3 separate regions of the Homo sapiens genome follow, and regions 1 and 2 are each linked to region 3. Evidence: chromatin contacts called from ENCODE Hi-C or POLR2A ChIA-PET data. All regions are on one chromosome and are shown on one strand. The core of a region is the stretch at or near the end of the contact, and the rest is flanking DNA. Distances in the headings are between cores, read along the strand shown.

What was found. A loop is a pair of places that touch in the nucleus more often than their neighbours do. ChIA-PET counts read pairs that join two places held with the same protein, here RNA polymerase II (POLR2A). Pooled maps may share reads with other maps.
Region 1: a pooled map shows a loop between it and region 3 (2.5-fold over the local background). The contact joins two enhancer-like sites. A Hi-C loop is called at or near these places in 1 of 168 maps with a recorded cell type or tissue (naive thymus-derived CD4-positive, alpha-beta T cell), 5 of 37 single-sample maps with no recorded cell type and 11 of 50 pooled maps. POLR2A ChIA-PET finds 5 or more read pairs at or near these places in 3 of 52 experiments (OCI-LY7, activated CD4-positive, alpha-beta T cell and activated CD4-positive, alpha-beta memory T cell).
Region 2: a pooled map shows a loop between it and region 3 (4-fold over the local background). The contact joins two enhancer-like sites. A Hi-C loop is called at or near these places in 2 of 37 single-sample maps with no recorded cell type and 4 of 50 pooled maps.

The regions. Positions count from the first base shown.
Region 1 is chr2:20,377,151-20,380,844 of GRCh38, reverse strand. No RefSeq gene overlaps it. Among named protein-coding and RNA genes, the nearest start is that of PUM2, 28 kb to the right of the region's middle. Within about 2 kb of position 1,609, at least 12 of the 41 ENCODE cell types and tissues checked have a DNase peak (open chromatin) inside an H3K27ac peak, as active enhancers do.
Region 2 is chr2:20,742,821-20,746,493 of GRCh38, reverse strand. The region is part of intron 4 of LDAH (lipid droplet associated hydrolase); the gene reads left to right. Among named protein-coding and RNA genes, the nearest start is that of GDF7, 78 kb to the right of the region's middle. Within about 2 kb of position 1,618, at least 2 of the 41 ENCODE cell types and tissues checked have a DNase peak (open chromatin) inside an H3K27ac peak, as active enhancers do.
Region 3 is chr2:20,577,480-20,580,813 of GRCh38, reverse strand. It overlaps a transcript of HS1BP3 not described here. Among named protein-coding and RNA genes, the nearest start is that of HS1BP3-IT1, 13 kb to the left of the region's middle. RefSeq lists enhancers at 1-397, 1,224-1,283, 1,474-1,803, 782-1,981, 768-2,280. Within about 2 kb of position 1,458, at least 33 of the 41 ENCODE cell types and tissues checked have a DNase peak (open chromatin) inside an H3K27ac peak, as active enhancers do.

The sequences.
Region 1 (3,694 bases), core at 360-2,859, 200 kb after region 3:
AAGCCCAGGGAGAGGGTCCTGCATGAGGTGGAGTGGAGCAGCCCAGGGCCTTTGATACCCTGGACAATATTGGTGTCAAGAAATTCTTTCTGTATGAACAGACGCTTCTCAGAAAAAGACATTTATGCAGCCAATAAACATGAAAAAAAAGCTCAACATCACTGATCATTAAAGAAATGCAAATCAAAACCACAATGAGATACTATCTCACACCAGTCAGAATGGCAATTATTAAAGTCAAGAAACAGGCTGCGCACGATGGCTCATGCCTGTAATCCCAGCCCTTTGGGAGGCCGAGGGGGACAGATCACTAAGGTCAGAAGTTTGAGACCAGCCTGGCCAACATGGTGAAACCCCGTCTCTACTAAAACTTACAAAAATTAGCTGGACGAGGTGGCACACGCCTGTACTCCCAGCTACTTGGGAGGCTGAGGTGGAAGGATCGCTTGAACCCGGGAGGTGGAGGTTGCAGTGAGCTGAGATCGCGCCACTGCACTCCAGCCTTGGCAACACAGTAAGATTCTGTCTAAAAATAAAAAAAAAAAAAAGTCAAGAAACAACAGATGCTGGCGAGGATGTGGAGAAATAGGAATGCTTTTACACTGTTGGTGGGAATGCAAATTTGTTGAACCATTGTGGAAGACAGTGTGGCGATTCCTCAAGAATCTAGAACCAGAAATACCATTTGACCCAGCAATCCCATTACTGGATATATACTCAAAGGAATATAAATCATTCTATTATAAAATGCATGCACACGTATGTTTATTGCAGCACTATTCACAATAGCAAAGACACGGAATCAACCCAAATGCCCATCAATGGTAGACTGGATAAAGAAAATGTGGCACATATACACCATGGAATACTATGCAGCCATATAAAGAAATGAGATTATGTCCCTGAGAGAGACATGGATGGAACTGGAAGCCATTATCTTCAGCAAACCAGCACAGGAACAGAAAACCAAACACTGCATGTTCTAACTTATAAGTGGGAGCTGAACAATGAGAACACATGGACACAGGGAGGGGAGCAAAACACACTAGGGCCTATTGTGGGGTGGGCAGGGGGAGGGAGAGCATCCGGATAAATAGCTAATGCGTGCGTGGCTTAATACCTCGGTGATGGGTTGATAGGTGCAGCAAACCACCATGGCACACGTTTACCTATGTAACAAAACTGCACATCCTGCACATGTACCTGGAACTTAAAATTTTAAAAAAAGAAAAAAGAAATCCTTTTAAGAACACTCTGGGACACAAATGATGGGAACAAGACCAAGTCCTGATTTCTGAAAGCTCCGTGGCCCTACAGCCCCAGGAGCAAGAAGGAGAAAGTGATTGTCAACTCAGAGACCTCGAGTAGGTGCCAGGCCTCTCCCATCTGTCAAGGCAGGAACAGCTGGCCACAGCCTCCAAGCTTCAGCAAAGCCAGGCAAAGAAGCAGCCGTTCCTGCCCTATCTACTGAACCCAGTATTTCCCACCCACGAGAGCCCTATAAGGACAGGACAGAGTCCTGGGAGAGGAGCTGCCTCACGGCCCAAGAGCAATCTTGGCACCGCTCCCTACGGGAGCACCAGGCCCAGGCAAAGGCTGGGAGGGTGGACGCCCAGGCCTGGACTGGGGGCTGCCGCCCTCTAGTGGGCCCAGAGGGACAGAGGGAGAGAGAAGAACTGGACAGAGAGAAAGAGGAGAAAGAGGAGAAAGACAGAGAGAGAGAGAGAGAGAGGGCGTCAAGGCAAAGGGGAAACAGAAGGACATGGACAGGCGAGAAGTAGGGAGAAGCAGTCTCATTCCCGGGCAATTCAGCTTCCCACTGGGCAGTGCATATTTCACCTGATTTGTACATTGGTCCCTGAGAGCTCTGTGAGGGCGAGTGTGGCCAGGGCTCTCATTCATCACCAATAGCTCTGACGGAGTTGGGAATTCCTGAGCCACTGTTCTTTGCTGATCTTATCCGGCTGCCTCCTCCTGTGAGATTGCACCGAGGACCCGCTGCCAGATGGGTCAACTTAGGTGTCATCTCCTTCTGACTCCAACTGTCCCATCCATTCCTCTGATTTCCACCCAATCCTTATATTTTTGCTAAATCTGTAGTTCTATTCTTGACCTCCCTCCAGAGCTTCAGACCTGTACACCAAGTTATCCACTGAACACCCCTCGTGCACGCCCCTGAAACACCTCACACTCACTATGTGCAAAATGGAGCTCATCGCCTTCCCCAAACCCACTCCTCTTTGTGGCGTCTCTAATCTTCAGCAACCCTACCATGTTTACTTAACATGGTAAACACTGCGAGGGGCCACCAAGGCTCCCCTCAGGAATGAGGGGTTTATTCTCCCAACTGCTAGAAGCACTGCCGGCAGAAAACCAGGGGTTTCCTCAACTGCAGAGAGCCCCTCACCCAAGCTCATTCCTTTCCCAGAAAGGTCCACATCCTGTGACCCATCAATGTGAGAACACAAAGACCCAGACCCGTTGCCCCGGCTGGCACAACTCTGCAGGGTGGTCCCAGTTTTGCAGCTCCCGGGAGGGTCAGAGGGCTCTCTGTTGAAGCTGTACTGCAGCTCACTTTCTCCATCTGCCCAATCCTGCTTCCTCCCCTTCCCTTCCGTAGGCATTGAGCCCAAAAGAACAGCCGAATCAACCTTTGGATGTCTGTCTGAGACTTTTTTCCCAGGAGTGCATTCTGCATGGCGCCAATCAGAATCCCAAAAGAAAAAATCCCAAACACCATAATCGCAAATGGTGAAATCCTGAAAGATCTAAAATCCCTACCATCTAAAATCCTAAATATCACAACCCCAAAAGACTAAAATCCTGAAAGCTGAATTCTGAGAAAGGAATTCGAACATTTTCAGTTGTAGGCAGGACAGTTGTATCATGTCAGTTGCACCACATTAAGCAGAACTATTACTTCATTATTGTTTTTATTTGCATTTGGTGGAAAATTCAGATGAGTGGATTGGCCACTTATCTGAACGACAACAAAAATTACAGTTTAAAAATGCGTCATTTTCTGCATTGGTGAATATTCCATCTGGCTGATGAAATTCCAGGAGCTTTTAATAAATATAAAGCTTCATTTGCCTGAAGAAGCCAGCAAAGTTATTGACTGGTTTGAAAATAATTATGTTCATGGTAGAATAAGAAGACATGGTGTTGCTGTCCTATCGCCAGTATTGCTTCCACCAAATTCATGATCTGTATATGAGGGCATGTGAAATGGATTTCTGAGTCCCCAAAACAACATAGAAACATGGCACAGCAGATGGGAAAATGTAGGCCGGTTGCGGTGGCTCACACTTTTGGGTACTTTGGGAGGCCAAGATGGGTGGATCACCTGAGGTCAGGTGTTTGAGACCAGCCTGGCCAACATGGTGAAACGCCTTCTTTACTAAAAATACAAAAATTAGTCAGGTGTGGTGGCACATGCCTGTAATCCCAGCTACTCGGGAGGCTGAGGCATGAGAATCACTTGAACCTCAGAGGGGGAACTTGCAGTGAGCTGAGATCACGCCACTGCACTCCAGCTTGGGCGACAGAGAAAACTCCGTCTCAAAAAAAAAAAAAAAAAAAAAAGATGGGAAAATGTAACAGGGAATACTGAATCATGGAAGAATTTCTTTTCTTTCTTTCTTTTTTTTTTCTGAGACGAAGTCTGGCTTTATCACTCAGGCTGGAGTGGAGT
Region 2 (3,673 bases), core at 369-2,868, 170 kb before region 3:
CTTCTTATATTTTTACAAGGCAGTGACGCATTCAATGTACATATTAGAACTTCCTTATTGTTTTGGTCCATTCCCATTATTTCAGACTGCATTTTAATTCTCAATTTGTTATTGATATAGATCAATCAAATATAACCCTGTGGTTGCTTATATATTTTTAGAGTTTCCCTTACATGCAGTTTTGCTTAACATGGGTCACAGTAAAGGATCGTTTATAAAAGTAATGGATTGTTTCCTGTTTCTGCCAGCTGATTTGATCAATCTGAAGTTCCTTATGTACTATGGGTTACATAACCAGTCTGGAATCTGTGTGGTACATTCTTCTAGTTTGGTATTAACTGAATTAATCATTTATATTCTTTAAATCATTGAGGACATTTTAGTAAACACTTGAACTGCTCTCTTCTTCAAGTACTCTGCTCCAGCAATACTGTTCACCTGGCTCTTACTCAAACACACCACTTTAGCTTTCTATGGCCTCTGCACATGCTCTTCCCTCTCCCCACAAAATTTATTTTTCCAAGCATCTCTTAGCTCACCCCCTAACTGCCTTTGCACAAATGTCACCTTTCATCAAAGCCTTTCCTGAACACCCTATTTAAAACTATCCCACCACCCCTAGCAATTTCTAGTCCTCTTTTATTATTTTATCTGCCCCGTCATAGGACTTGTGACTTACTACCATCATACATATTTGATTCAATTATTATTTATTGCTTAAATTGTTATGATCATTTATTATAAATCATGTATTACAGCTAATTAACATACATATGCTCAGTCATTTACTTGATTAGTTATTAGCCTCAATTATATCTTATTTTTTAATATATATTTTTATTTGACAAATAGAAAGTATATAGATTGGTACAATATGATGTTTGGAAATAAGCATATATTGTGGAATGACTAAATCAAGCTAAGTAACTTATGCAGTACCTTACATGCTTATCTTTTGTTGTGATAAGAACACTTGAAATCTATTCTACTGTCTTAGAAATTTAAAAATGGGCAAAGGACTTGAATAGACATTTCTTCAAAAAAAATGCAAATGACCAACAGGTATATGAAAAGGTGCTCAACATCACTAATTATCAGAGAAATGCAAATCAAAACCACAATGATATATCACCTAACACCTGTTAAGATGTCTATTAGAAAAACAAAATGTAACAAGTGTTGATAAGGATATGGAGAAATAGAAATCTTTGTGTGCCTTGTACACTGTTGCAAGAGCATTAGTAGAACTACTTTGGAAAACTCTTTGTAATTATCTACTAAAGATGAATATATGCCTACTATATGACCCAGTGTTTCTACTTTGAAGTGATACAGCCAACAGAAGTACATGCATACATGCACCAAAAGACATATACAGAAATATTATTAGGACTTCTGGTTTCCAGTTCCACATGTAGGGAGCTTAGAAGTTGCCACTCCAACCCTAACAAGTAAAAAGCTAAGCAAACTGAGAAATCAATTCTTATCGGACCCAGGATAGGGGAGGACACAGGGAAAACCACTGTCCCCAAAAGACTAGAGAGACAGACTGGCAAATACCGAGAGCCACAAGTTACTAGAGCATGCAGTCACAAACAGAAACCCCCACAGGAAGCAGTGCCATGGTAGAAAAACCTGAGCTGTAATTGATGAATTATAGGAGGTTCAGTATGAACAACTCTGAAAGTTTTAAACTCCAGGAGGACCCACTCATGGGGAAACACCACAATTTTGTTAGACTTACCTACATGAGCTCAATTAGATTCTCCAAGTAAATATTGCAGAAAAATCCCTATGTGCTTCTGGCAGGGGGAAGGTGAAATGAACCATTTTGAAATATGCCAGAGCACTGTGCTCTTCTTAACAAGGTCTGCCCCCAGGAGAAATTAGTTAGCTAAATCCTAACCTGCTGGGGTATTATTAGAGCCTGACCCAAGGGAAGGGAAATACCTAACTCTTGTCAGCTCTAACCTTCTGCATCAGAGAAGGGAAATACTAAACTCCAGACAACTCTAGCCATCCTGTCCTACCAAAGAGGGGAGAAGAATACTGAGGAAACACTTAGAAGTTTGTACACCAGAGGCATATGCTTACTAAAAGACTGAGACTTAATCATAGGATGATAGAATGTCTCCCCTCCCCTTTCCCCCACCTAACTGCTACATTGCTAAAAGCTGATTTATAAAAGTTCCTTTTACCTGGTACATCATGTCCAGCTACCAAGAAAAAATTACCAGGCATACCAAAAGGCAAAAAAAAAAAAAAAAAAATCTGAGGAGAATAGAGCAAGCTTCAGACCCAGACAGATAGGGATTCTGGAATTATCAGATGAGGAATTTAAATCCACTATGATTAATATACTAATGGCTATAACAGATAAAGAAGGCATCATTCAAGAATAGGTAGACAATGTAAGAAGAGAGATGGAAATCCTAAGGAAAAAGCAAAGAGAAATGCTAGAGAGTAAAAACACCGTAAAATAAAAATGGCTTTGATGGGCTTATCAGTAGATTGAACATGGCTGAAGAAAGAGTCTCTGAGCCTGAGAATGTCTCAACATAAACCTCCAAAATTGGAAAGCAAAGAAAAAGACTGGGAAAAGAAAAAAAAAGAATAAGGACTGCAGGACAACTACAAAAGGTGAAACATATGCATAAGGGGAATACTAGATGGAAAAGAACGAGAGAAAGAAACAAGAAATATTTCAAACAATAATGACAGAGACATTTCTTAAATTAATGTCAGACATCAAACTTCAGATCCAGGAAACTCAGAAAGAAAATAATAGGGGTTTGAAACTCAGATCTCCATAAAGAAAAGAAGAGCATCAGAGAGGGAATAAACAAAGACTAAAATGTTCATTTTTCTTATTCTTAATTGATCTAACTGATAAGTTTGTTCAAAATAATAATAGCAACAGTGCTTTCGATTTTGTATGTTTATATGTTATATGTATGCTTACATATAAGTGAAATGAATGACAACAACACAAGGAGCAGGAGGGAAGACTTAGGATTATTTTGTTTTTGTATGATACACTACTTATAAAGTGGTATAGTGTTATTTAAAAGTGGACTTGGGGGTGCAGCGCACCAGCATGGCACATGTATACATATGTAACTAACCTGCACAATGTGCACATGTACCCTAAAACTTAAAGTATAATAAAAAAAAAAAAAAAAGTGGACTTGGACTAGTTGTAAATGGATATTGCAAAATCTAGGGCAACCACTAGAAGAATTTTTTTTTTTTAAGTATAACTGACATGCTAAGAAAGGAGAGAAAATGGAATCACATAAAATGCTCAATTAAAACCACAAAAGGCAGAAAATATGTGGAAGATGAAAATAGAAAATAATGACAAATGTGGTCTATATTAATTTAACTACCAGTAATCACTTTGAACATCAGTGGTCTAAGTGCACCAAATAGGCCTGGTGTGGTGGCTCACACCTGTAATCCCAGCACTTTGGCAGGCTGAGGCAGGAAGATCACTTGGGCCCAGGAGTTTGAGACCAGCCTGCACAACATAGGGAGACAGACCATCTCTACAAAAAATTTGAAAAATTAGCCAGGCGTGGTGGTGTGTGCCTGTAGCCCCAGCTACTCAGAAGGCTGAAGTGGGAGGATCTCCTTGAGCCTGGGAGGTCAAGGCTGCTGTGACAGAGTGAGA
Region 3 (3,334 bases), core at 209-2,708:
TGTTTACTTCCACCAGCAGCTCCTGAGGGTTTCTTTTACCCCCACTTTCTTTGTCAGCACTTGATATTATCTGACTTGGTAATTTTTGCCAATCTCATAAGTGTAAAGGAGAATCTCACTGTTTTAATTTGCATTTCTCTGATAACTAGCGAGGTTGACAACATCCTCATGAACTTGTTAGTCATTTAGATTTCCCTTTCTGTGAATTCTTTTTATAACCTTTGATTCCTTTTAACAAATTAATTTTTGCTTCCCCACCCCACCAAAGTTTCTTTTCTTTTTTTTTCTTTTTTTGGAGACAGAGTCTCGCTCTGTCACCCAGGCTGGAGTACAGTGGCACAATCTTGGCTCACTGCAACCTCTACCTCCCAGGTTCAAGCAATTCTCCTGCCTCAACCTCCTGAATAGCTGGGATTACAGGTGCACACTGATACGCCTGGCTAATTTTTTGTATTTTAGTAGAGACGAGGTTTCACTGTGTCGCCCAGGCTGGTCTCGAACTTCTGAGCTGAGGCAATCCACCCGCCTCGGCCTCCCAAAGTGCTAGGATTACAGGCATGAGCCACCACACTCAGCTTCCCCCTTGGAAGTTTCTAAAGGCCTCCAGCTTGTTTGAAACCCAGGGGCAGGCCCTCAGCCTTGCCTTGCTTATTCTTGCATCTCTGCCCAGCTTAGCCACTAGGCTGTGTGCCCTCTGCTCCAGTCCTTGCCCCCTTGGGGCTGTGTCCCTGGGTGTGGGCCAAATTGTGGGTAGACTGTGGGTATGAGTTCAGGGAGTTTCTGCCCTAGATAAGGGTATGTAGATTAGGATAGAAACAGATCCACAAACAAAACATTTTCACTTACATTTTAAAGGCAGGAGGAAGAGAGAAGTGGGAAGGAAAGATCACATGCAGAACCTTTGTAGGTGCAAGGCCTGAGCCTGGAACTTTATGTGCCTTACGTTAGGTCATCCTCACAATAGCTTTGTCTTTTTTGAATGATTTTCTCCATTTGAAAAATGAAGACAGAAGAATCAGTGAGTCTTGGAGACTTAAACCATGGCTCAGAACCCAGGTTTTCTGCTTCCCAGCCAGGCCCTGGTCCTGGAGGGAGGGTATTCCCGTGGGACTTGTGGGTAGGTGACTTGGTATTGGTTTTCCTCTTGTCACAGGGTCCCAGGCAGCTCAGTGGGCCCCCACCTCCCAGAAAGAGTATGGGTTATGGAGGACTAGGGAGAAAACACAAATGACCCCATTGAGCCTGGTATGCCGGGGGGCTTCCAAGGCAAACAATGGCTCTCTGTGTCTGGTTTCTCTGAGGGCCGGAAGTCTCCAATGCATGGCCAACTGATGAGTCATGCAGGATATCTCCTGGGCCCAGCTTTGTTGTGCCGGAGGATCTTTCAGCCCAGCCTGAAATGGCAGATGATCTCATCAGGCTGGATCTGGGGAAGCCCTGTCTCTCGAAGTCCCGGTAGGCTCACGGCCCACTAACAGCCAGGAGGCTGGATGCTCTGGCCTTGAGACAGTTCCCGGAGGCACCCTATAGATGCTGGGCAGCTGCCGCCAACCCTCAGCCAGCTCGGATGGAGCCAGCCTGGAGGAAAAGGCTCCTGTGCTCATGGAACCCAGGGAAACCCCCGCTTTGTTCTCTCTGGACACAGCACGTGTCTGGTGGCCGCCCAGCCTCAGCTGTGTCCTGTAGAGTTTCCTGGACTTAACAGAAGCCTCCAGATGAGCATATTAGGAGTGCCCCAGGGAGGACTGACCTGAGACCGGAAGGAAGTCAAGGGCTTCAGTGGCCACCAAACCTGGCTCAGCCTGTGAGGCTTGGGAGGGGACACCGCCTGACTTTCCACTTGGCTGCCTTCAACAGAGGTTTCAGAAACAGAAAGCCTTGTAGTACTGAGGCTATTTTTAATGTTTTGAACCTGGACATTGCTGTTACTGTTGATGTTTCATGTACACCCCACTGGTTGATACAGAGCATGGCTCCAGAGTCACAGCTACACACCCAGGGACTCTGGCCTTGAGCAAATTACTTTCCCATTCTGAGCCTCAGTTTCCTCCCCTGTCCAGTGCAGGTGGCAGTACTGCTCCCAGGGCTGTCATGAGCATGTAGGAGATTGCCTACGCCCAGTGCCTCACCCATGGCCAGCCCTCAGTGAATGGTGGTCCTCTCTCTTCTCTTCATTCCTCTTGAGCTTTGAAGAGGTTCTTGGCTGGGCATCTATTCTTATTCACCTCCCAGAGGGTCTGGCCTGAACATGTTCCTTGGGAATGCCCATCTTTCCTCGGGATATAGGTGGTGTGTGGGGCTGCCTGCGAGAGCCTCCGGGCAAGAACTGCCCCGGTTGTCCAAGGGCCAAAGATGGTGTCATCACTGCCCTCAGCTGGGGCTCTACTTCTGGTTGGTTACCATGGTGAGCAACTTTTCAGAGGACAGCCCAGAGAGACATGCTAGGGTAGAGCCTCAGGGCCCAGGTAATAGGTGTGGGGCTCTGCCCTGAAAACCATGGAGACCAAGTCCCCTCCTATGAAGACTGCATCCCATCCCGCCTCTGAGGGCAGCCCTGGAGCCACTTAGGAGCCACAGGTAGGACGCTAGGCACTGGTCAAGAGAGGCTGTTCCCACCCCCACCCTGTGCCACTCTCCCGAGCCCTGATTCAAGGGCACAGCCACGTGAGCCTGCTTCCTGCACCCCTTGCCAGGGATCAGCAAGTTGCCTGAGGGGACATGATGCAGCTTGGAGTGTTCCATGCCAGAGGTCCCCAGCCGGCTGGATCATGATGAGACATCAGGCACGTTACTCAGTCTTTGCAGATCCATGGCCCCTGGCCACAACCTACTCAGCTGTGAAGGGGGTTGAAGTCACACTGGACAGGCTTGAGGAACGAGTGCCCTGAGGCAGGCCTGGAAATGTGTTTGCAGGTGGTTCTGATACATCAGCATATGAATCATTGATCTGATCAGTATAACAGAACCCTGGAAGCCCAATCCCCATCCAGCCCCAGTGCCGGGGAGTGTAGCTTAGACAATACCCCCTCATACTTTAATCTGCTGCTCCAAGAATGCGACCTAGCCTGAGGTTCAGAGGCCTGGCAATTCCAGCTCATGCACCCGGCCTGAGTTGGTCTGGCCTCTGCTTGCCTCCATCTCTGGACCCTCTCTCCCTCCCAGGCTGCAGCCACAGACAGGCACTCTTACGCTCCCAGATGGCGGTGCTGGGAGGTGCCCCTCACCTTGGGCCTGGAGGCTCTTTCTTCCTATGCCCCTGGTGGAGCTGGGGGGACACCTCCAAGCCGCTAACATGTCACAGGAAATGCAGGGAGACAGGAAGATTGCATGGTCT